Regions from separate parts of the Homo sapiens genome. Here region 1 is linked to region 2. The links are chromatin loops, found by intact Hi-C in ENCODE. Cell type or tissue: A673. All regions are shown on one strand. Each heading gives the region's core, and the rest is flanking DNA. Links, peaks and the distances in the headings are about the cores only. Region 1 has its middle 130 kb from the start of MIR11400. Region 2 has its middle 19 kb from the start of OR9A2.

Region 1 (12,553 bases), core at 1,923-9,922, 400 kb after region 2:
GCTCAGATGAAGATCTGTTCTAAATTTTAAAATTTTAGATTCTCTATGGTCTAATTTTAAGCTACTTTTCTTAGTGTGTGTGTGTGTGTGTGTGTGTGTGTGTGTGTGTGCCTGTGTGTGTGTGTGTCTACGTGTAAGCCCTGAAGTATAAGGCAGCAGTGAGTGAGGTCACTGGTCATAGAATGAGCAGATAGTGAGTTTGTTTTGATTATAAGGATAGATATGAGGATATCTCAAATGTGCCACAATTTCAGAATGACCCCATTTGAATTTGTATGTCTTCTTTATTGAATATTCTCTTTCATCTGTGTTCCCTGGATTTGTTGGCCATATTTTTATTCTTGAAATCCAAGGGTCACCTTAATCCCTCTGATCTCCCTCACTTTTTACAGCAGACAGTGTTAAAATTTTGTTCATTCTGTATCCCAAGGGTTTATTCTCCTCTTTCAAATTCTGTTCCTGTTGTTTCAGTTCAAAGCCTCATAATTTCTTGTCTAGGCTATTCCAATAGTTAACTTTTTCTTTAAGAAATTTATTTTATTGTTTGTGCTATGAGACTTACCCTGCTAACACATTTTTAAGTGTATAATACAGTATTGTTAGCTATAGGTTAAATGTGCTAGCTTTTTTCTTTCCCATTTTAACATCCCTCCATTTAGTTGCTTTTGACAACTTTGTCTAATATATAGATGACTTAATTATTTTCTGGCTCAATAATATGAAAAGATCATTTTTGAAATCAAAAGAAAATTTAAAATCTTTGGATTCTCTATGGCTTAATTTTAAGCTACTTTTCTTGACTTCACCCCTAATGATATTACACTGTGCTCCGGTTTTGCTGAGCCCATGTGTGCCTTCCCACTTCAGTGACTGTCCTGCTCCCCACTCTGCCTAAACCTTCATTTTCTAATTCCAATATCATTGGAAGAATCATTCAAAGTTGCTTTAAAACATTCTTTTCTGCCAATATTCTTGGTTTTCACCTCTAACTCTGAGCAAATGGAGCACTTTCTTTATGTCTATCTTATGGGATTTCCCTCAGCCTCTACCACTTCTGTTTAAGTGTATGTGCATGTGTGTGTGTATGTGTGTGTGTATCTGTCTGTCTTTCTTCCCACTAAATGGTATGTTCCTAGAAGGGAAAGTCTTATTCTTCTTTGTGTTGTTAATAACATTTATCATAGTCCCTGATGTGGAGGAGCTATTATTTAATAACTCTCTAAATTAATTAAATTTCCTATTAGTCAAGATTGAGTTTATCCTCCCTAAAATTTCTAAGCAAGTTAACCACAAAAAATACAAATCATTTTTCTCTCTTTCCTGCTTCATCATTCTTCCTTTAGCTGAGAAGTTACTTGAGTGCTTATAATATAATTGCACGGGTCTGGGGCTACTGGGTCTTCTCAAGAGCTCTAAGATTGATATGTACACCTGTTCTACTAGATAACTGAAGCCAGGATAATTTCCTATTGCAACCAGGTGATTGCATCACTCTGAGTAGCTGGTATTGTAGGGGTAACTTGCAGAGTCATTTTAGGCAGCAGATATTTTGCTGTGAATAAATGTATTAGCCTCAGGCAGACTGACTACAAATCCTTGGAAATTACTTTTTCTGATTAATCATTTTACTCTAAGCAGCTATAAGCAAGCTGTGGCCCCATCTCTAGATTTATCAATACCACAATATGAGACATTCCTCAATGTCTTCCCAAACTTGTCTCATTCTCAACTTCTGATTGGATATTGTCGTTTCTAGGTGACTGAAAGTGAAAAAAAGACAGGAACTGAGGAAAGGGCAAAAGAGCGAGCCTAATGATGCAGCCATCAGTGAAAAACTGCAAGCCAGGTCCCAGAACACCTGAAACTGGAATGCCCCACCTGCTCCCAGTAGAAAAGGCCACTAACAAAGAATCTGGGGCCTAGGGCAGGACCAGTAGGTATGTCCTATAAATAAGGGAGAGAGCTTATGTCTGTCTCTCTGTGGTTTCTCCACCCCAACCCAAATAGCCTGGCACATCACAGTCCCTACATTAGCTCCTCCCTGTCAAGAAACCCCACCTCCTGTGCAGCCTAAGTCAGATGTCAGAAATAGTCAGGCCGGGCGTGGTGGCTCACGCCTGTAATCCCAGCACTTTGGGAGGCCGAGGTGGGCGGATCACGAGGTCAGGAGATGGAGACCATCCTGGTTACCACGGTGAAACCCGGTCTCTACTAAAAGTACATAAAATTAGCCGGGCATGGTAGTGGGCGCCTGTAGTCCCAGCTACTCGGGAGGCTGAGGCAGGAGAATGGCGTAAACCCGGGAGGCAGAGCTTGCAGTGAGCCGAGATCGTGCCACTGCACTCCATCCAGCCTGGGAGACAGAGCGACACTCTGTCTCAAAAGAAAAGAAAAGAAAAGAAATAGTCAAAACAGCCTCTCCACTAAATCCTAAGTATCTGAAGCTAGGTCTTAAGCATTGGCACTTTGTGTCTACTCATCATCAATCAAAATATCTATGGCAGGTCACCATGGCAACTGTTCAATCTCATGCCAACCTTCCCAAGTGTCAAAATTTCTGCTTAGCCACAAGCAATGACACTAGCATTTGCCTACAGTATTGACAAGTTTGGTGGCCACTGTATAGCAAGAAGACATAATGTGCTGTGTTCAGACCTCTGGGAACTGTTCTTATTCTTGTCTTTCTCCACATAATTTGTAGTTTGTCTTCCCGCAGTATTTCTGTACCTTTCAGCTTCCTATTTTCAACTTCCATTAGTCATCCTTTAGCTGTCGTGCCCCTGGGCTTTTTCTCTCTGCTTGTTCTAGTTCCTTTCTCATTCTTTAAAAAAAAAAAAAAAAGTATATATATGTATACACACACACACACACACACATTTTTTTAAATTTTTGTTGTTGTTGTTGTTGTTGTTGTTTTTGAGAGGGAGTCTCACTCTGTCGCCCAGGCTGGAGTGCAGTAGCATGATCCTCAGCTCACTGCAAGCTCCGCCTCCTGGGTTAATGCCATTCTCCTGCCTCAGCCTCCCGAGTAGCTGGGACTACCGGCGCCCGCCGCTACGCCCGACTAATTTTTTGTATTTTTCAGTAGAGATGGGGTTTCACCATGTTAGCCAGGATGGTCTTGATTTCCCGCCTCGTGATCCGCCCGCCTCAGCCTCCCAAAGTGCTGGGATTACAGGCGTGAGCCACCGCACCCAGCCTTAAAATATATATATATTTTAATTTTTATTCTTTTTTGAAAATTTCTTATTTTTTTTTTAAATTTTTAGAGACAGGGTCTCATTCTGTTACCCAGGCTGGAGTTCGGTGGCATGACCATATCTCACTGCAGCCTCGAACTCCTGGGATCAAGCAACCCTCCTGCCTCAGTTTCCCGAGTAGCTAGAACTATAGGTGTCAGCCAGTGCACCCAGCCCTTTGCCATTCTTAATTCAACATGATGATAGTAGAGCAAATCGAATTAAATAAAATCCCTGATTACAAAAGCCAGCTCTACAATTGGCTTAGTGTTCATCCTGCACTTACCCTCCTTAAACTTCAATTTCTTTGTTAGTAAAACAGGGATAAATAACATAATTTTGGGTTGCTGGTATGGATGAAATGAAATACCATATGTGAAATATCTAGCATGGTACTTCACGTATAGCAATATCCTGCCTAGTTTTTTCTCCCTCTTAAAGCCCATACCACCTCTAATGAATATTATAATATGTTCTTCTAGGAGATTATTGAGCTGATTTAACATAACTGTTGTGATGATACACTACGTTTGCTTAGAAAGAAATTAAGGTCATTCTTGTAATTTTACTAGAAAAAAGTTATTGCTTCATTTCCAATCTTTGCCATGAAACATACAGTTGTGAGACATTGGACCAATTATTACTCTTTCTGAGCCTATAAAATTGGGGATAATAACACCTACACGAATAGTTCTCTTATTCACAATTAAGGGAACAAGTCCCATGTAGCATATGGTCACAGTATCAGCATATGTTGACCACATATGGTAATTTTGACATTTATGCTGATATTGTCTGGCACGGCTGGGTTGACTGAAGCAGAATGACATCTCTGGACAGATCTCTTTCCTCTTGGATGGAACAAGCAAGAGAAATGCACACTCGTTGTTTGTAGTAGATTTGGAAGGTATCGCACAGTATCTGGGGGTAATGACAGAATAACCAGTCATGGAGTTGCTTCTGTCAGTGGTCCAGTAAGAGCCAAACCGTGAAACTCAACAAAAAGCTGAAGCACAGCAATCCTAAATAATAACACCTCATAATATTAGGCCAAACCTATGTATATTAGCGTTTGAGTTTTAGGCACCACACTAGGGATTTTCATGAATTATCTTATTTAACCCAATACTATCAGGTAGGTATTATTATTATTATTATTATTATTATTATTATTGAGACAGAGTTTCACTCTTGTCATCCAGGATGGAGTGTAATGGTGCAATCTTGGCTCACCACAACCTCCGCTTCCCGAGTTCAAGAGATTCTCCTGTCTTAGCCTCCTGAGTAGCTGGGATTACAGGTATGTGCCACCACGCCCAGCTAATTTTGTATTTTTAGTCGAGACAGGGTTTCTCCATGTTGGTCAGGCTGGTCTCGAACTCCCAACCTGGGATGATCCACCCACCTCGGCCTCCCAAAATGCTGGGATTTACAGGCATGAGCCACTGTGCTCAGCCTCAGGTAGGTACTATTATCTTCATTTTAGAGGTGAGGAAGTGAGGCATAGAGAGGTTCACAGTCTTGCTCACGTTCACATAGCATTTGAGCAGAGGAGCCAGAATTGTGGTCTGCATTGTTTGATTCCAGAGCCTACACTTTTAACTATCACCTTCTAGTGACCCATGGCAGGCAGCATCACATACCTGGGTGGGCAGTGGACATTTGAACGTCTTCTTGCGGCATCCAGGATGAGACTTAACGCTGTGAACACAGATAGTTCCTTTGAGAGAAAGGTATTTCTTTAATCATGAGTAAGTAGGGGTCAAAGACTATACCTATCAGACAGAAGTCACATTGTCCAAGACATTAGGTGGAAGATCACTAATCTTGTTATATATTACGCATGTTGAAGGGACATTTTTATTACGTATGGAAAATATATAACTTTTTTATTATTTATGAAAATATATGTGAAACATATAAAACATGCCAAGGTGGACATGAAAGATGTTTCTATAATTCTGAGGATTTCCAAGGCAGTCAATAAAGATGCCTTCATTAAGGGAGTTATCACTGAATAGGGAAATATTTTAAGAGACCAAACAGAAGGCACAGGTTGGGAAAGAATCAAGTAAGAGAGACAGGAAGAAAATTTGGTTCAAATGATGGGCACTGGCGGAAGGGGAGAGAGAAAGGGGCTGGCCTTGTTATGAAAGCCCATCTGGGAAGAGCAGGAGCTCAAAAGCTCAGAGAACCTGGAAACATATAATTAAAGCATGAAAATAAAACAACAAATTACTCAGTAAACTGTAGAGTGTTAAATGAACATGAGGTATTTTTACAGCCAATGACATTGTTGGCAGGGTGCGCAGGAGACTAGAGAGAAGAGGGTGGATTTCTCCGGAAGGCCAATAAATGTATAACAATTCTTTTATCCTATTTCACTTTTATTACTTATTTTACCCCGTTGTCACTGGCATGTGGTGACATTTATGTATTAGTAGATGAATGAGGGAAAGTCAATGTCGCTTGGTTTTCTTCACAGAGAAAATAGGTCTGGAAATATCCTGGTAGGTTTATTAGCAGGTAGGAATTGGGAAACGTTGGAACACATTGAGAGGCAGTGGGTGCTGGGCAGACAGTGACAGAAGCACTACGAAGACCAAGCTGAGTTTTTAAGTTGAGGCTTCATACACCATATATCGCTAATACAAACTGTAAGTAGGGCTGAGATATATTTAAATAGTAAAATGACAAAAAGCAGACCAATGCTATAGCTTCGTGTTTATTTATTCTATAATTTAAAAAATCTATTTCATTAAACCGAAACAAAGAAATGAAGGTACTGCAACATTAATAAACAATTTACTTTCAACAGAGATGCTATCATTTGTGTCATTATCTACAATGACCGTATAGTTTAATGTTCAAATTGAGACACTTTTGTATGTGAAAGAGGATACTATTAATTATGACAGGACAACAAGACTAAACCGTGATTGCGTGGTAAATCATGACTGCGCGGTAAATAAATCATGAGGTCCCCTCCCCAGACTTTCTAACACGTTCCTTTACTGCCATCTAGCAGCAGTGGAGGGGATTGCAGGAAATGTATAATACTTTCACAAACCACATTTCAAATTAGCTTCAAAGTTATGGTATATAGGGGTGATCTATAATGTTCCTTGCAATCAGATAGTCTCTGGATCTGTGTTATCTGCATATGTAATTATGTTCATATTTTCCAGCTTGTAGTGATGTCTTCCATCGCAACCCTGATTGTCACATGTGTAAAATAGCTGTAGATAGATAAATAGATAAATATTATAAATACATATATTTATATATTATTTATATATAATAATATATAAACACATATATTTATATATTATTTATATATAATAATATATAAACACATATATTTATATATTATTTATATATAATAATATATAAACACATATATTTATATATTAATACTTATATATAAATATATATAAGTATTTGTATTTATATATAAATATATATTTATATATATATTTATATATAAATATATATTTATATATATATTTATATATAAATATATATTTATATATATATTTATATATAAATGTATAAAATACATTTATATATAAGTATTTATATATACTTATATAGAAAATGTATTTTTTATATTTGTATTAAAATTTACATAAAATATATTTGCATATATTTATATATCTCTTATGTGATATAAGTATATCAATAAATATATATTATTGATATAAATTTATATAAAATGTTATAAATTTTATGTTTTTATTAAATATAAATATATTTATGTTAAATGTATACATAAATATTCTAATATTTGTATAAATAAATAAATAGCAAGTCAAATAATCATATTTGTATCAGATCTTAGAGACTAAGTGGAGCAAGTCTCTAATTTTGAAGAGGAGGACACTGAGTCCCAGAGAAGTAAGAGCATTTGCCAAGATTTCACAGCTGAAGGGGAGTAAACAAAACCAGTTTTGGGATTAGAAAGCAATTTTTCTGACTCTAATTCCAGTGTCTGTGAGTCTAGGGCCTGCAAGAGAGAGAGAGGAACAGATGAGTGTTTGAAGTAACAGAATAAAACGTCGCGCTCCCCTGGGCAGCTGTGTGAGGAACTGAATGTGCTAGGACAGTCCCCGAGTGGGGATTTTAGTCAGTGTTTCTCTGGCATCCATCCCCTAAGAGGGTCGTGTTGCCGTCTGCCTTGCGGTTTGGTTTAGTCACTGACCTCCAGGGAAAGTTGGTCTTATTGAAGAGATGGATCTGCAGTAGTCAACAGGCTGTTCCATAAATGTACATGTCATTGCCTCTGCTGGGGTACGTTGGTGGGGGAAGAGTTTGCAGGAGAACTGTGTTTGAGATAAAATCAGTAGGAATGTTTTTGTGTTTTGGTAAGTAATATCAACCTCAGATAGCTGGTCTCTGAACTTGGAAATTGGTCTGGGGCCCTTCCTTCTAAACATGTGGATTCCTCCTGATCCACAGAATGTCTCATTTTGTATTTGGGTAGTTTCAGGAGCCCATTGTCCAGTGTGCCCATCATGACCATTTAAGACCTTAATTCATGGTCTTGTACTCTCCCGGTAGCAGCTGCAGCCACAACAATCAACTCGCTTCTTTCTTCTGGGGTAGGAAGATAAGGAAGAGGCTTTTTCAAATGTTTTCTTGGAGTTCAACTGGGAGAAGAGCAGCCAGAGGGTTTGCACCCTGGAGGGAACTGACTCAGCCATGCAGTGCCACCGCTACTGTAGAGATACACGGCTGAGTCCCTCGGCTCTGCGGGATGGATCTTCAGTGTGGAAGACGTTCCGTTAGGTCTTTCAGCTGTGAATCGTTCCTTGGGCATCCCTGAATCAACTGCAATGTTTTGGTACTGGAAGGAAATCAGCAACTTCATTTCTTGCCTCAGATTCTGTCGGTACCAGTGAACAAACATGTGACCAGAAGATGGATCGCACCTCAGAATCACCTCCTGTCCCATGTTGGTGACCTTGTGTCTGGGGGTCTGGCTGACTCCAGGCTCCGAGTGTCCTGTGGAAGAAGACGGAAGCCATAGAAGGTGAAGGGAAGCCCAAAGAAAACATCTTTTTTTTTTGAGATAGGGTCTCTCTGTGTTGCCCAGGCTGGAGTGAAATGTCGTGATCTCTGCTCACTGCAGCCTCTACCTCCCAGATTCAAGTGATCCTCCCACCTCAGCCTCCCAAGTAGCTGGGACTACAGGAGCACACTACCACGCCTGGCTAATTTTTGTATTTTTTGGTAGAGAAGGTGTTTCACCACGTTGACCAGGCTGGTCTCGAACTCTTGACCTCTGGTGATCTACTCACCTCAACCTCCCAAAAAGGTGGGATTACGGCTGTGAGCCACCACGCCCAGCCAAAAACATCTTTATGCAAATGTTTAAGTATACCTGGACCCACCTGCCGCCAAGAGACACAGGGTCACCCAGCAGAGGAGCCAGATATCCATGGTGAGGTCAGGCAGTGCAAGACACTCCCAGCGATGGGTTCTGATGTGCAGTAGCAAAGAGCAGTGAAAGTTCTGGGTTCCCTTGGCCGCATGATGTAGGATCTGGCCATGACATCATGTCCCCAGCAACACCCACAACCTCAGGGCACCTTCCATAGGAGATGGGGATCCTTGGTTCAAATATTTGGCCTCATCCTTATTTTGCTACATGGACGATGTTAAACAAGGCTCCAATCCCACTTGCAGGTGCTTAGGAAAGTTGAAGATTAAGGAAAACATAAGAGGAAGTGGAAAAGGAAAGAGAAGAAAGTGAGAATAAAAAAATGAAGAACAAAATTTTAAAGCACTACAGAAGATTTGCGATGTTATTAATCTTACGAAGTCCTTGGGGCAGAACTTCAGCACTAACAGAAATACTCAGGAGCAATGATACGTATTCCTAAAGTCCACCAACAAGAAATTTCGACTCTGAAATTCTGAACCTGTCCTAGAATATACCTGTTTAACCCATGCCTCAGGTGACACTGAGAAAAGTTGTCTCAGACCACATTTCACAATTTTTTCTTTTCTTTTCTTTTTTTTTTTTTTTTGAGATGGAGTCTCTCTCCATTGCCCAGGCTGGAGCACAGTGGTGCAGTCTCAGCTCACTGCAACCTCCGCCTCCAAGTTTCAAGCGATTCTCCTGCCTCAGCCTCCTGAGTAGCTGGGATTACAGGCTCCCGCCACCATGCCTGGCTAATTTTCATATCCAAAATTTTTTCAGTAGAGATTTTTAAAAGGCTAAACAACAACAACAAAAAACTTTCCCATTAAACTAGAATATTACACTTTAAATAGAATGAGAAGAATTTTCCTGGGAAAAAGAATATTAAATGGATAGATTTAGTTTCTGGGAGCTGCATTGAAAACAAAAAGAATAGAGAGAAAATGAGAAACTAGTTGAAAATGATGTAAATGAAACTGAGCAAAAATTAATGCTCAGGACTTAGGGCATGGTCAGTATTGTCAAGAGCTTCAAAGAGATCAAGCAGGCAAAGAAACACACATGCGTCTTTTGGTCTGGGAAATACGTAATTTTAATCTTTAGGAGAACAGTTTTGGTAGAATGGAAATATTTCAAGAAAAAGCTGAAGATAGCATCTAGAGGAGTGACTTCCCTGTGACAAAAGCAAAGATGTAGACCACCAACAGCAAGACTGGGCTTGAGGGGGACCGAGAACAGAACGCTAAGGAACACTCACTTCTGGAGAGCGGGAAAAGGAACTTAAAATGAGAAGGTATAATATTAAATAGATCAGAAAAATGATAAAGTGAGAACTTCTGTTTCCAGGAGTCACAGTAAATTTTTTTCCCAAGAAAAGAAGTAACTTTGGACTTCTGGAAGTAAGACAACTGGGTTCAACTTATACTGAAATAAGAGCAGATGTAACTGGAGAGAATAAAGGAACTTCTCTCAAAGCGAATGCTAGGTGGTGACCAGATCTGTGAACAGAATGGATTATCAAATTTTAACAGAGTTATTTTGAATTCTATAACTGCTCAACATAAGTGTAGTCTCCTGCCTAGGTACAGTTGATACCATAATGCCTCATTAGGAATATTGATGTTGAGTACATTGCCCCTCATTACAATTTGAATCATATACCTGAAGATCTTTTAATTCTCTGTGCATTAATATGTTTTACACCAAGAGTACATTAATCTGTTCTCCTTCAGTGCCATAGAGGCCAATTAGTGAATTTGTAGGATCTGAAGTTGTCACACTTAAAATGAACATGCTTTTTGTGTTATCTAGGTTTAATTTCTTTTTATTCCTTCTATTTTATTTATTTATTTATTGTTTTGAGACAGAGTTTCGCTCTTGTTGCCCAGGCTAGAGTGCAGTGGTGCGCTCTCGGCTCACCACAACCTCCCCCTCCCAGGTTCAAGCAATTCTTCAGCCTCAGCCTCCTAAGTAGCTGGGATTACAGGCATGTGCCACCACACCTGGCTAATTTTGTATTTTTAGTAGGGATGGGGTTTCTTCATGTTGGTCAGGCTGATCTTGAACTCCCAACCTCAGGTGATCTGCTTGCTTTGGCCTTCCAAAGTGCTGGGATTATAGCCGTGAGCCACCACACCTGGCCGGTTTAATTTCTTAAAGAGAGATTAACCAGACTCTTTACGTGGTCTGATATTGTTCTAAATAATAAGGTTTTGATCCCCTCTCCAAACTCTTCTCTTTTCCCAAGGTCTCTATATTCCAGAAAATGTATTATCCCCAACTTCTCACTTGTGATGGGTGCCTATTGGATGTTCTGACTGGATTCCACCCCTTGAAATCCTTGGTCCACAAGGTCAGAGGGACAGACTCCCAGATACTATCTTGTTCAAAATAATTCAATTCCCTTGGATTTCCACGAGCCCATTCTTGAGTAAAGCAGGATCACATTTTTTCCCCCTGCACCCTGGATTTGTAATCTAGCATGAGAGAAAGTCACGTTGGTCTCAATTGACTGGAGGGCTAACACCTAAATCTGCAATTTTCTAATCACTGTAAGACCTAAGAAACAGAAAAGACAACTTATAATAAAAGAATGAGGCCGACAAGGTATATAAAAAATGAGTTGTCAATCAGCCATGCCATGGTTCTAAGGTTTTTTTTTGTTTTTTGTTTTTTTGAGATGGAGTCTCGTTCTGTCGTCCAGGCTGGAGTGCAGTGGCACGATCTCGGCTCACTGCAAGCTCCGCCTCCCGGTTCACGCCATTCTCCTGCCTCAGCCTCCCGAGTAGCGAGTAGCTGGGACTACAGGCGCCCACCACTAGGCCCGGCTATTTTTTTTTTTTTTTTTTTTTAGTAGAGACAGGGTTTCACCGTGTTAGTCAGGATGGTCTTGATCTCCTGACTTTGTGATCCTCCCGCCTCGGCCTCCCAAAGCTCTGGGATTACAGGCGCGAGCCACCGGTTCTAAGGTTTCATTGCAGTTTATTTCTGGGAAGTTCCTGTGTTCTTGCTTTGTGGTTCTATGGGACATACATTTAGCCTTATAATACATTCCCCTTTGGCTTAAGCTAGCTCTAGTTTCTGTTATTTCCTTCCAACCTAGTATACCACCTGCTTCCTGAGCTGAGTCCGTGATGAGTCTGTGTCCTAAGATTAGCTAATATTTAACACTGTGGATTGGCTGCTGGCACAAAAATACACTGCTGAATCCTCAAGCTTCGTAGCCTGGATCTCAAGGCTACAGGGTGAATTTGGGAGGCACTTAGCTGAAAATCTTTCCTTGGGCATACCTGTTTCATCAAAGACATTTTCATTCTGGAAGGAAATCAAGAACTTGAACTCGTTTTTCAGGACCTGTTGGTACCAAAAAACATAACTGTGTCCTTTTATTGGGGCACAATATAATTTTGCTTTCTGTCCTTCCCCTCTGACAAGATGTTTTGGAGTCTGGGCGACTTCTTCACCAGGAGAACCTGTAAAGAAAGCAGACAGGAGTTGGAGACTGAGCCCATGAGGGAGTTCGATGACATGGATGAAAGGCTTAGAGCAGGGAGCTGACAACTGCAGAACAGGGACTTACCTGCAGCCAGCAGACAAAGGATTGTGATGCAGGTGAATATTGGGCTCATGGCAGAATTAGGGGAAGAGCAGGCAGCACAGGCAGCTGGCTATCTGTGTGGCTCTCTCCACCTCTGTCGGCGGCTTCTCTGTGACGTGATCACTTTGTAGAATCCAATTGCCTTTAGCATCCTGCTCTATACAAGTAACACAAATTAAGAGAATATGTGAAACAATTGTATTCAGCCACTGGAAAGCAGACAGCACAGGACTGGGATTCTGCCAAAACACCAAAACATGGGGGCAATTTCTGCACATACACAGTGGGGAA
Region 2 (12,553 bases), core at 2,905-10,904:
TCATACACAGGGTTAAATATCAACATAAGCTGGGGAAGATCTGAGGCTGCTCACAGAAAAGAGATTTTGTACCCCAGAGCTCCTGCAAGAATGGGCCAATGTGCACTAGCAGGTACTAGGAGAGATGCCTGTGGGTGGATCCAGAGGCCAGTGGATCCAGGGGGTGACTGGAAGATAAAGCTGGATAAGGAAGAGTTTGTTAACATGAAGCCACTCTCCCATCATGCAGGATTTAATACGCTGGCAAGGAGCTTGGAAAATGAGTCAAATATATGCTATTTGCTGACTCATGGAAGCTTGGAAAAAGTAACATCCTTCATTAAATTAAGCGGAGATGCCAAAAATTGCCTTGGAAGACGATAAAGGAAAGGATCAAAAGGCTTAGAAGAGTGGAAATGCTATAATGGATCTACTATGTAAGACCGAAAAGCCTATCGGCTGATCATGTTCCCAAGGAGACCTGGAGGACACTCTGCCTAGCAAGATGATTAAAAAGAATGTGCTGTAAAAGAAAGTATTAGCTGGGGTGGATTATGTTAGGAGCTGCTGTTACAGAACTGAGTTCTCTAGTAGCAAGGGGACATGGATAACTAGAACAGCAGAGGCCAGGTGGCAGTGCTTAACTGTCAGATGCAAAGCGGGTGGACTTACCCTATTGGGCAGAAAGGTTGAACTGGTAGATAGGAGCAGGCTGAATTGCAGGGATCTTTGGAGATGGCTCACAGAACATAGTGTTCTTGAGGCAGGCTGTGTGGGCAGCTAACAAGAGTTCTGCTGAATATACATAACTGAAAGAGATCAAGAATGTAGAAGAAAAAGGCTAAGGACAGTCACCCCACTGGAAAGTCAGGATCCTTTGCCAAATCTCCAGATTTGAGCTAGTCCACAGACCCACGATCTATCAAACGAAAAGGAATCTGAGGCACCAGAGGTAGGGCCCTGCGACACCATGACAAGTATGTCTAGTAGCAGTTCCCCGATTTTTCCCCTACAGCCATCTACATGAGTAACCATCACTGGAGACAGAGGAATATTCAGATATGTCGAGGGCTGTGGTATAGAGTAATATGTGAGTTAAAACTTATTCCCAGAGATCCAAAGCACCATGAATGGGCCTCTTATTAGAGAAATCTACAGGAGTCAGGTAAGGAATGAAGTGCTGATCCAGACGTATCTCACAGTCGTTCCCTCTTTTTTTTGAGACTGAGTCTCACTCTGTCACCCAGGCTGGAGTTCAATGGCATGATCTCGGCTCACTGCAACCTCTGCCTCCTGGATTCAAGCTATTCTCCTGCCTCAGTCTCCTGAGTAGCTGGGATTATAGGCACCCACCACCATGACCGGCTACTTTTTGTATTTTTAGTAAAGACAGGGTTTTACCATGTTGGCCAGGCTGGTCTCGAACTCCTGACCTCAGGTGTTCCACCCACCGTGGCCTCTCAAAGTGCTGGGATTACAGGCATGAGCCACTGCGCCTGGCCTCGTTCCTTCATTTTTTACTTCTTTTCTTCTCCCTTTTCCCCTTTTTACTTTTCTCTTTTCCCCTTCACTTCCACCCCCCATTCTCCCTCTCCTTCTTCCTCTCTCTCTCTCACACACACACGCACACACGCACATACACACTCTGAATGAATACTCATTCAGCATCAGGCCTTATGCTAGGCACTGAGAACTCAGAGATGAAATCCAGCTCATCCATCCAAGAGCTCAGTACAGTGACGGAGAGGGACGAGTCAGTGAACAGCACATGGTCACAAGCACCCCACAGAGGAGTGTGCAGGGGAGCATGGCAGCACAGAGGAGGAACAGCCAACTGGGCCTGGAGGGGGAAATAAGTAACTTAGATAGATATCTACTCATAACTCTCTCCATCTTCCTCATCTCTCCAATTTCCCACTCCAATTTATATCAACACATCATACATTTATTTTAACTCAAGGGAAAAATTATAAAGATAATCCATATAAAGAAGATACTGGCCAATTTATATCATTAGACAAGTCAATCTTTCTAATTAGATGGGGGAGCAAAAGAAGGGTGGATCCCCTGTGGGGGGTATGTTTTATTTCATGTTTGAAAGAAAAGTAAGTATCATCAGGCAGAAAATCTTGGGTCCCCTGCGTCTTACACCCGTTTTCAGCTGGGACTTGGCCCCGCTCAGCGTTAATCTCTTGGCATGCATTTCTAGTCACGTTAAATAGACATTTCATAGAAGACTCAGCTGATGTTAAGTCAACCATGAGGACATTCAGAAAGCGATCTTACAAGCAAGAACTCCCCGCTCAGGAGTTGGGATTTCAGAAGGTAACCAGCTTCTGCCAGGTTATTTTCTTTCTTTCTCACGGATGAGCTACTTTCCTGAAGCCTCCCAGAACACTTTAAAATTTGATCAGAAAACTACTCTGGAGAGGCTATAAGTGCAGAAGAGTAGCTTTCTCAGAGGCCCAGATTCTTTCCCCTGAATTTCGTCTCATCATTGGAAAACAATTCGTGGAAAAACATGGAATTTACAGCCAGACTTAGGCCCAAGTCTCAGCTCTACCCATTCTGAGTTGTATGAGCTTAGGTCAGGTATCCACTCCTGTGACTATGAGAGGGACCACTTCTTAGGAGATGAAGAACATAAAAAATACAGGAGCAGGTTCACATCTGGCCATAAGGAGCAGGTTCACATTTAAGGAGCAAGTTCACATCCGGCCATAAGGAGGAGGTTCACATTTAAAGGAGCAGGTTCACATCTGGCCATAAGGAGCAGGTTCACGTTTAAGGAGCAGGTTCACATTTAAGGAGCAGGTTCACATCCGGCCATAAAGAGGAGGTTCACATTTAAAGGAGCAGGATCACATCTGGCCATAAGGAGCAGGTTCACATTTAAGGAGCAGGTTCACATTTAAGGAGCAGGTTCACATCCGGCCATAAGGAGGAGGTTCACATTTAAAGGAGCAGGTTCACATCTGGCCATAAGGAGCAGGTTCACATTTAAGGAGCAGGTTCACATTTAAGGAGCAGGTTCACATCCGGCCATAAAGAGGAGGTTCACATTTAAGGAGCAGGTTCACATCCGGCCATAAGGAGGAGGTTCACATTTAAAGGAGCAGGTTCACATCTGGCCATAAGCTTCAGAGGTGGAAGAGCCATCTGAGATCATCTACACTTTTCTTTGATCTTTGGATTTCTTTTTTCTTTGAATTTGGACAATAAATCATTGGTTACATGGTTAGTCATGTCCGTGCTAGGAATTGAGCTTGGGTCTGCTGAATGACAAAACAGAAGGTAGACTAGGGAGGAAACAGTGCAAGGGAAAGAACACACATATCTATTCTTTTTTTTTTCTTTGAGTTGGAGTCTCGCCCTGTTGCCCAGGCTGGAGTGCAGTGGTGCAATCTCGGCTCACCACAACCTCCGCCTCCTGGGTTCAAGTGATTCTCCTGCCTCAACCTCCCAAGTAGCTGGGAATACAGGCATGCACCACTGCACCCGGCTAATTTTTATGTTGTTAGTAGAGACGGGGTTTCACCACGTTGGCCAGACTGGTCTCGAACTCCTGACCTCGTGATCCACCTGCCTCAGCCTCCCAAAGTGCTGGGATACAGGTGTGAGCCACTGCGCCCAACCAAGAAAACATATATGGATTATTTTCCCTTCCCTTACGCCTTTTCCTATTATATATATATGATCCATATATATTTTCATAGGATATTATATATAACATATATTATAGATATAATACATATATATGTGTTATATATGATACACATAAAAATATATATGTAATAGGAAAAGGTGCAAGGGAAAGAATATGTATATAATAATATATATATCTATATGTCATAGGCAAATTAACAGTAACAAAGATTGCAAGTTGGTTAGATTGCTCAGGGAACCAATGGAAATAGAGGAAGATTCATAGTCAGATCCTAAAAAGAATTTCCCAGGGTGCAGAAAGTGTAACTAAAATATGAAAGGAAGGAAACATAAATAAGTGAATGTTGATAAATGAAGGAGTCTGTTCATTAATCTATAAGCAAGACTACAAACTCAAAGTAAGATTACCCAGCCCTTCCAAGGGCAGGCTGGGCACGACAGAAGCAGAAACCTGGGGTGAGGCAGGGGCCACAGTGCAGCGGACAGCTGCCTGATCAAGCCTTTTGACTGCCGCTCTGTTCCCCTGTGTGTACGAAGATCTGCTGCTTTGCAGAAAGCTCGAGACCCAGGCCATGTTAAGAGAGAAGAGGCCCAGATCAAAAATGTTGCAGCAGTGATTTTTGGGCCTTTCTAGAAAGAAAGGTGGTATTATGGTGAGTAATGCTTCTAGAATGTTGTGTGTGATGGGGGGAGCGAGAGTATAAGCTGTATGCGTAGACCATGCGGCGTTACGAGTTGAAATATACAAGTAAACACTTCTAAAGTCAGCGTGCAAAATTAAGGTGTTAGAAGAAGTTTCAGATGAAAAAAATAATTAGAAAGAATGACTTGTCTAATGATGTAAATGGGCCAGTGTCTTATTTATATGGATTATATTTATATTTTTTTCCCTTGAGCTAAAATAAATGTATGATGTGTTGATATAAATTTGAGTGGGAAATTGGAGAGATGGGGAAGATGGAGAGACATGTGAGTAGATATCAAGGTAACTGAAGACCATTCAATGTGTGGAGGGACAGAGACAGATGGAAGGAGACTTGGGGACTGAGTAAGGAAGAAAGGACTATACATTAGAAAGGATGATTCAGCTTAGAGCAGAACTGGAGACGACTTGAGGCCGTGAAAGGAAGATTCACAAAGTCAGGGCTGGGGAACAAGGAACAGAGGCAGGGGCTGGTGGAGCTAGGGAGAGTTCATGCATGCAAATTCCGGGGGACACTAGCTCAGCTGGCTGACACTAGGGCAGAAAAGCTGGGGTCCAGTAGGCAAGGATGGGAGAGACTCTAAATACCACAGAAACAGCAAAGCTGCTTAGGAGTGAAACTTAGCTTTTAGCAATAATGACTACCATTACTGACAACATACTTCCAGCCGTCATGATGAAGACATTGCATACATTATTGCTTTTTTTAAAAAATTGTATTAAATTTAGGAGATAATTTTGTTAAATGCATAGATTGCATAGTAGTTAGGGCTTTTAGGGTATCCATCTCTCAAGTAATGTTTATTGTACCTATTAAGTAATTTCCCATCATCCATCCTTCTTTTCCTCCCCACTCTTCTGAGTTTTCATTGTCTATTATTCCACACTCTGTGAGCACATCATTTAACTCCCAATTATAAATGAGAACATGCAGTATTTGTCTTTCTGTGTCTTGGTTGTTTCACTTAAGATAATGACCTCCAGTTTCATCCATCACACACATTATTTATAATACAATAGCCTTGCTAAGAAAAGGTTATTATCTCCACTTTACAGGTGAAGAGCGTGAGGGCCACAGAGGTTAAGAAACATCTTGAAAGTGACAGAAATTGTATTTCAACTTGGTTCTAGCTGATGCCAAAGAGCTACCCTGAGGTTTCCCAGCCACTATTGTGAGGTGCTCACAAACCACTGCCAATGCGCTGACTAAATAATACTGGCTACATTCAAGCGTATGCAGCTGATGCTCTTACAAAGAAAATGCCCACCCATTGAAGAGTATTGCTGATTTTGCAATTTTTGTATTGCATGAATTTTCTCAACGAAGGGATAAAAAGGATCCATTTAATAACTTTTAGCGTCAAGTGGGGGATTCTCACAATTTGTTAGGGGAATTCTGCCGCTGAAGGAGTTTGGTAGCCACCGTGTGCTGCCTTTCCCAAGCCAGCCATGTTCTGCAGCCTGTGTAATCTCCAGGCCAATAGCATGCACAAAGTACTCAGTTCAAGGACCTCGACCGTGTGCAAAAGGCATTGTGCACTGCCTGCAGATGTGTGACTATGAGGCGCTCAGAGGAACACACTGCAGAACGAATGAGGTGAAGGAGAGACTAATGGGCTGAGCCTGGGGTATTAAACTGGATCTATATGAGAGGAAGCCACCGTCTTCCGTGGATGCTGCTAATTACAGCGACGAGATTATATGAAATGATTTTTGCTTGAGATAGTTTCTGCTATCATTGTATTTTTCTCATTTTCCAAGTTAATTAATTTTTATTAACAGTTTGTTGTTACCGCCTACCTTCCAAAGAATCAGGACCCAGAGAGGCCACGATGCCAAGTGTCAGAGGCGTGTGCGGTCTCAGAGGTGTGGATTCAGCTCCACCTGGTGGCAGCTCTACGTAGTGCAGCGGAGGTACCGGGGCGCTCAGGCCTCCGACTGCAAAGCCTGTTCCCCGGAGGATGAAGGGAGAAAGGGGGCAGAGCCTGTGCTTATTGCCAGAGTGAGGGGGAGAGTAAAAAACACAAAAGATCGAAAATATCGGGGACAATTTTTTGAAAACTTGAAACAAAAATAAGAGACATTCTGAAGCAAATCAAATTTTAAAAAATGGTTTGAGGGAGACCCACGAACCAAGACACTCACTGAGAATAATAGCAGAATGATTTCCATGAATAGGGAAACACAATTTAACTATTTTTTTTTTTTGAGACGAAGTTTCGCTCTCGTTGCTCAGGCTGGAGTGCAGTGGCGCGATCTTGGCTCACTGCAACCTCCGCCTCCCGGGTTTAAGCTATTCTCCTGCCTCCGACTTCTGAGTAGCTGGGATTACAGGCAACTGCCAATAGGCCCTGTTAATTTTTTTTATTTTAGTAGAGATGGGGTTTCGCCATGTTGGCCAGGCTGGTCTCGAACTCCTGACCTCAGGTCATCCACCCGCCTCGGCCTCCCAAAGTGCTGGGATTACTGGCGTGAGCCACCGCTCCTGGCCAATTTAACTAATTTTTAAAAGTTTGATAGAACTATGATCTTAAGAAGAAAGGTTAATTGAAAGGGATTCAATGCTGTGTTGATTCCCTCCAGAAGAGCCTGGGGCAGAGGTTGGTGAAATGGTTAAAACTGTAAACCCATGTTGCTATGTCTGGGAAAATCCTGTTCTCAGGTACGCATTTAACTGGGATGTTACCAACACATTTACTGTCTCCTTGGGGATTACAGAAGGCACACATTATACTGTTTTTACTGAATATATTGAATGCTACCAATAATATAACCAGTCCATGGAGCACATGCCATGAAGTAGGTCTGTCAGAGAGATATTACCTGCCTTGTCCTCACCAAACCATGTAAATTAAATACTCTGTCCCACGTTAAGGATAAGGAAAACAGGGATTCAGAGATGTCAGGTAACTTGCCCGAGTTCTCCTAACTACACAAACGCCAAGAGGAGATTCAAATTCAGGTCCCTAATTCCAGATCCTGTTCTTTCAATTCTATCATGGTGCTTTTCTTTGAACCACATGCATTTGAAATTTGATTTTAAAGTTGGTTTTAAATTGATTTGTCAAATTATTAATAAATTCATATGGCATAAAGTTCAAAAAGTACACAAGTATAGGACCACGTGAAAACAAATAACATGAAAAGCAATCTCTTTCCCAGCCATCCAATCTCACTTCCCCGTGGCAGCTGTGTTTTCAGAGCCTTGTATATCTTTCCAGGGTATGTGACCATGTGTAGGATTAAGAAATGTCAGCATCAAAATGATTGAGTCTCCAACATTATATAAAATTTTATTTGTATAACTAAGGCAAAAAGTCACAATAAGAGGTTAATTGACTTGAACATCAAAATTAAAACAACTTAGCTTGCTCCAACAGAAATTTAAATTCAGTCAAAAGCTAAGCACAGAGGAGTTTCAAAATAAAATGAGTTAATTCACCATTCAGTCTTTTGAATAGTTTTGAGTTGCTACTAATGGAAGGCTTCAAAACGATTGGTTAAATTTTCTCCAAAACTTTATGCACATTTCCAAAACCCTGTTAGAAAGCTCCGAATTATCCAGCCTGTCTTCCTTTCCTTTATTTTATCAAAACTGTTGTTCTGATATCCAGTTCTATTTCTTGGTTATTAGATTGACCATTAGCCAACCAAGTGAATGTTGGCTAGAGATACTCATCAAGACTCTGGGCCAAAATGTCAGTTTGGATTTTATTTCTGGTTACATTATGGGCAAACTAGATGGTCATTTCTCTAACAAACATCTTGAAGTCTTAAAAATGCTCCCAAACTCTTTCCCCCACACGTTGTTTTGTCAGTATGAGTCCAGTTTTCACATGCAAAGTGAATCAGATCTATCACACGCAGTTTTAAGTACATTTTTGCAAGAGGTCCCATTTTTAGCCAAGTCACAGCTGAGCTTTACTTTCAGCTAATTAGTACTTGTTCTTAAATTGGGCAGTTCCAACCCAAGCTAGGAGATGAGATGCAATTTACTTCCTCTCTACTCTCCTAAAATTAACTGAGCTGTAAAATGTGAGTGTTCCCTTGTTTTTCCCTGGGTTTGGTTCCATCATAAGGAATTCAACAGAACTCAGAATATTTCAACAAGTCTTGCTGTTCTAATTTGAACAGTAATAGAGTACTTCCTTTCAAAACCTCAGCTCTTTGGTTGCCAAGCAACCATTAATTTATTGTAACTAACTAGTTTTAAAATTATATGTGATGTTGAAATGCAACAATATGCTTTTCATGCTCCTGAACGTACACAGCATTGGCCAGATCCGAAAGAATATGGCAGTCTTGAAGTATCAAAAACGATCACGAGCAATGCTTTTTGAGATCAAGAGAAGAAGAAATCTGTCTGTTCCCTGTATGAGCTCCTTAAGAGTGGCCTTAGGGAATACAGGAATCTGTAAGGGTTATAAGGGTTACACAATTTGACGTCCACAAAATTAGAGAAGCCCCAGGCACTGGAAGATCCTTGTCCCTAAAGAGGAGTGACATGAACTAGGAATAAGATATAGGGTTCCCTTAAAGGGCCCTGACAATACTTCAATTCACTTCATTGGCAGAACCTTTTCATTCATCCTGTATTATGTAAGGACGTTTTAAGGTGTGTGTAGTCGATTTATTAAATGTGCTAAATTCAATGGGATAGAAATAGGACAAAACCTTATTTTTCCCTCTCTCTTTGCCTCCAACAGGCTCCATCAGATCTCCCTGTCCTTCCCCTGTCACATTTAGGGCAGATCCTGTAATTTTCCTTGCTTTGCTTAAAAATGCCTTCATAGTGTTCATGAAGACCCATTATCAGGTGTTAAACTGTGCTTTTCAATCTATATTAGAACTTCAATATTGAATCCAATTTAAAGAACTTCTTTTCCACTGATCAGAGCTGACTGGCTATTTAGAGACCTGCAGGTGGAGAGCAGAAATGGTTTGCTCTTTTCACTCCTCCTTACTCATCTACTCCAATCCCCCATCTTTGCCTGGATCCTATGGTATTAAGACAGGGAAGAGGAGGTCAAGGGGAAGGGGATGATGTCTCTTCACTTGCCTGGAGCTGTTTGTCCCATCCCTAGCTGCTGATGCCCTTTTGCGGGGCAAGCATCCAAACGGTATCTTTCTTACTGGGTGCATTTGTGGATTCTTTAGATACCTTGTAGGAACACCTGCATTTCACATTGCCTTGTGATCCCCTTCAATTCCTGTGCTTGTTAAACTTACAGCCTCTCAGTGCTGGGGTCTCATTTGAGGAGGTACCACTTTTGGGCCAGGAACCTTCACCAAGGTTCATCATTCCCATGGCATCCACGTGGCCCCTTTTGCCCTATCAATGATAGGAATACCAGCTTGCTATCATAACTTCCCACTAATAAGGCAAGAGGACTCTTTGCTCTCTCAGACTCTGAAGGTAGGTGTTCATTGCTGTAACAGTGAAACAGCAAGAGAACTAACATAACTAACTCCATTTTTGTTTCAGGGACCTTTACCCATGCCTGCATGTAGGCTAGGATAATTTTAGAGCACTGAGATATTACGCAAAAACGGCAATCATGTAGTTTTAAAAACTAACTCTGGGATTAAAGGAGACTTATGTAAACAATTGCATGAAGTTTTGTTAAAGATTTATAGGAGCATCATGACCTGACCGAAGACAAGAAAGTTCCCCGCCTCCTCAGACCCTCGCTGGTGCCCGGATGTCTGAGGTCATTGGTCACCTCTCCATCCCAACCCCCTCCTCCTCCTCCAGCATTAACATAAAAAGGGTACAATTTGTACCGACTTAAGATGGTACTTTAAGATGCAATTCCATCATCGTCTCGGTTTGCTGGCTCTCCGAATGAACATGCTTTTCCTCCCACCAATTCGTGTCTCATGCTGGGCTTTTGAGCAGTGAGCAGCTGAACCTGGGTTTGGCTACATTGCTTCCTGAGTTTCTCTCACCATGTCACTCCCCTAGGGGCACCAGGGTGGGTCTTCTGGGACTTTGTGTTCAACCAGGAAGTGGCTAAGAAACAGACCTAACTTCTATAGGATAAGTAAAGGACCTAAGCCTCTTGGAGACGGCCTTTCCTTGCCTAGGGCATGTGGGAGAAGGAGCTATAAAACTCTACTCCCGTGAATTTCCTCCCTCTAGTAAACACTCTTTTTCTTTATAGCATGGGTTGCTGGTGAAACAAAGGCCAATGGATTGTCATGGCATTTTTAATGTCTTACAGATCTGTGTCTGGCACTTCTTTAAATTATTTTGGTACTAAATGCCTATTTCTTGTGGCCTTGAAATTCTATGACATATGAAAATGTTAATTTTCATATGTCATTATAGAGGCAACCACAAGAGGGCAATATTTCAGCAGCCGAAACAAAACCCTAGGAGAAGATGGCTGCCTTCCTCGGAGTACACCGATGTTGCTCAGATGCCTTTGGTCTACCTAGGTTGAAAGCTAGATAGAAAGTTCAGAATTGGGACAAGGTAAAGGGTCACATCAGGAAAATGCAAAGACGGGAAGGTGTAGCAAGACAGCAGCACACCAGTCTGGCAGACAGACAAAGACTAGAAAATTTGGGAAGAAATCTGCAATTGAGAAATGGGAAGTAAAGCACTCTTTTCTCACCTCTACTCTTACCCTACAAACCTGCTCCAGGCTATTCCACTCTGTGGTAGGCTGAGTCTTCCAAGAAGGAGACACCCAGCAGGATCAGAAGTCTGAGCAATTTCTTTGGGAAAATACAGAGGGAGAAGAAGGAAGAAGCCTGGCATTGGGAAGGCAGCGAGAGCCATCAGATAGTGATGGGGGCGTGAGCATTATGAAGGAGAGAGTCAAGGTGGGAAGACTGAGTGGAAGAGTCTGCGATTGCAGTGCAGCTCTAACAAAGTCCAACAAGTGCACCGAGTTCTTCTTGAGTTTACATTGCTTACCTGAGTGGCTCCCTGCCAGCCACAGTCATTAGCTAGGAGCAGTCTGTGGGAAGCATGACCTAACTAAGACATGAGAAGGATTTTGGAGCATAGCAGCTAGGGCTGCCAGTCAGCTATGCTCCCTGTCGTTAGAGATGTGAGAGGGGCATTTGCAGGGCCACTGCACACCCTAAACAATGAGTGAATGAATGAACGAATGCCCTTTTCTTATCCTTGTTTAACCATTACGTTACCATCCAATCTTATATCTCCTTTCCTGCAAAGCTTTTGAAATACAAGTACATACCCACTGTTATTATTTCCATACTTCCCATGCATTTTTTTTTAATCCGCAGCAAGTTGGATTCTCCTTGCCACTGTCCACTGAAACTGTTCCAGCCAAGCTGATCAGTTTTCACATGCAAACTGACTTCCCATTTATTTGCCCTGTTTCCAAGGACTGCATGAATTTGGAGCTCAGAAATAAAGTCAATTGGGGAAGATAATGGTGGATAAGAGATATTTGAACAGCCAAAAATGTGAGAGAAGGAAGGGAGATAAAGCTTTGAATATTTTATAAAAGAGGAGGAAGAAAAGAAGAATACTGAGAGGTTAAAGAAAGTGTGGACTTTAAAAACAACTTCTGGGATATTGAAAAATCTTTTCAAACAGGCGAATCAGGCAAACCCAGGGACTTTGTGATCATATGAAATCGAAGTGAAAAAAATAACCAATCAAATCTTCCATCTTCTGGCTAACTTCAGATTTGCCAGAAGAGGTCAGCAAAGACATTAACATCAGTCTTTGCCCTCCCTCGAGGCAGGATGGTGGGTTAGAAAGTGCTTTCTGCCACTTTGCTTAGAATTTATGCAGGGCTTCCATTATCCATACCCCTATCTTTTTTAGGCCCTCTTTCCAGAGTTTAACAGCTGCCTGAGCTCCTGGTGAGAGGATGGACCAATCTAAAATAAATAATAACACACATACCCTTTGTCTTATGTAATGACAGATCTTCAATTTAAATTTATGTACTGCATCTCTATGTAAACTAATTAAAATTTCTGGCATGTTAGCCTATGCAATTAGACAAGAGAAAAAAAATGCAGGGCCAAGATGTTAAAAAGGAGGAGAAAAAAAGATTAACATGAATTTTAAATAATTTGTTTATCTGGAAATCTCAACAAAATAAAGTAAAAAACCAATGTGGCTGGGCACAAAATTTATATTGAGAGTCAAAAGACTTCACATATAAAACACATTAAGTTAGAAAATATAATGGAAGGAAAGAACCTCATTTACAA

Evidence for each region. Peaks named below come from ENCODE experiments on the same cell type or tissue, not always from the same donor. Only the 100,000 strongest peaks of a DNase experiment are listed, where the experiment ranks them.
Region 1: a loop joins it to region 2, with 3 times the contacts of the local background. A loop is called at or near these places in 21 of 110 quality-filtered maps.

The regions. Positions count from the first base shown.
Region 1 is chr7:142,597,756-142,610,308 of GRCh38, reverse strand. It overlaps TRB, the pseudogene TRBV16 and TRBV17. Among named protein-coding and RNA genes, the nearest start is that of MIR11400, 130 kb to the right of the region's middle. In A673, for the core only: CTCF peaks have their summits at 6,065 and 6,266; a DNase peak (open chromatin) is centred at 6,228; H3K27me3 peaks cover 1,339 bases.
Region 2 is chr7:143,001,784-143,014,336 of GRCh38, reverse strand. No RefSeq gene overlaps it. Among named protein-coding and RNA genes, the nearest start is that of OR9A2, 19 kb to the left of the region's middle. In A673, for the core only: CTCF peaks have their summits at 6,255 (motif pointing left), 10,480 and 10,689 (motif pointing right); DNase peaks (open chromatin) are centred at 6,216 and 10,716; H3K27me3 peaks cover 600 bases.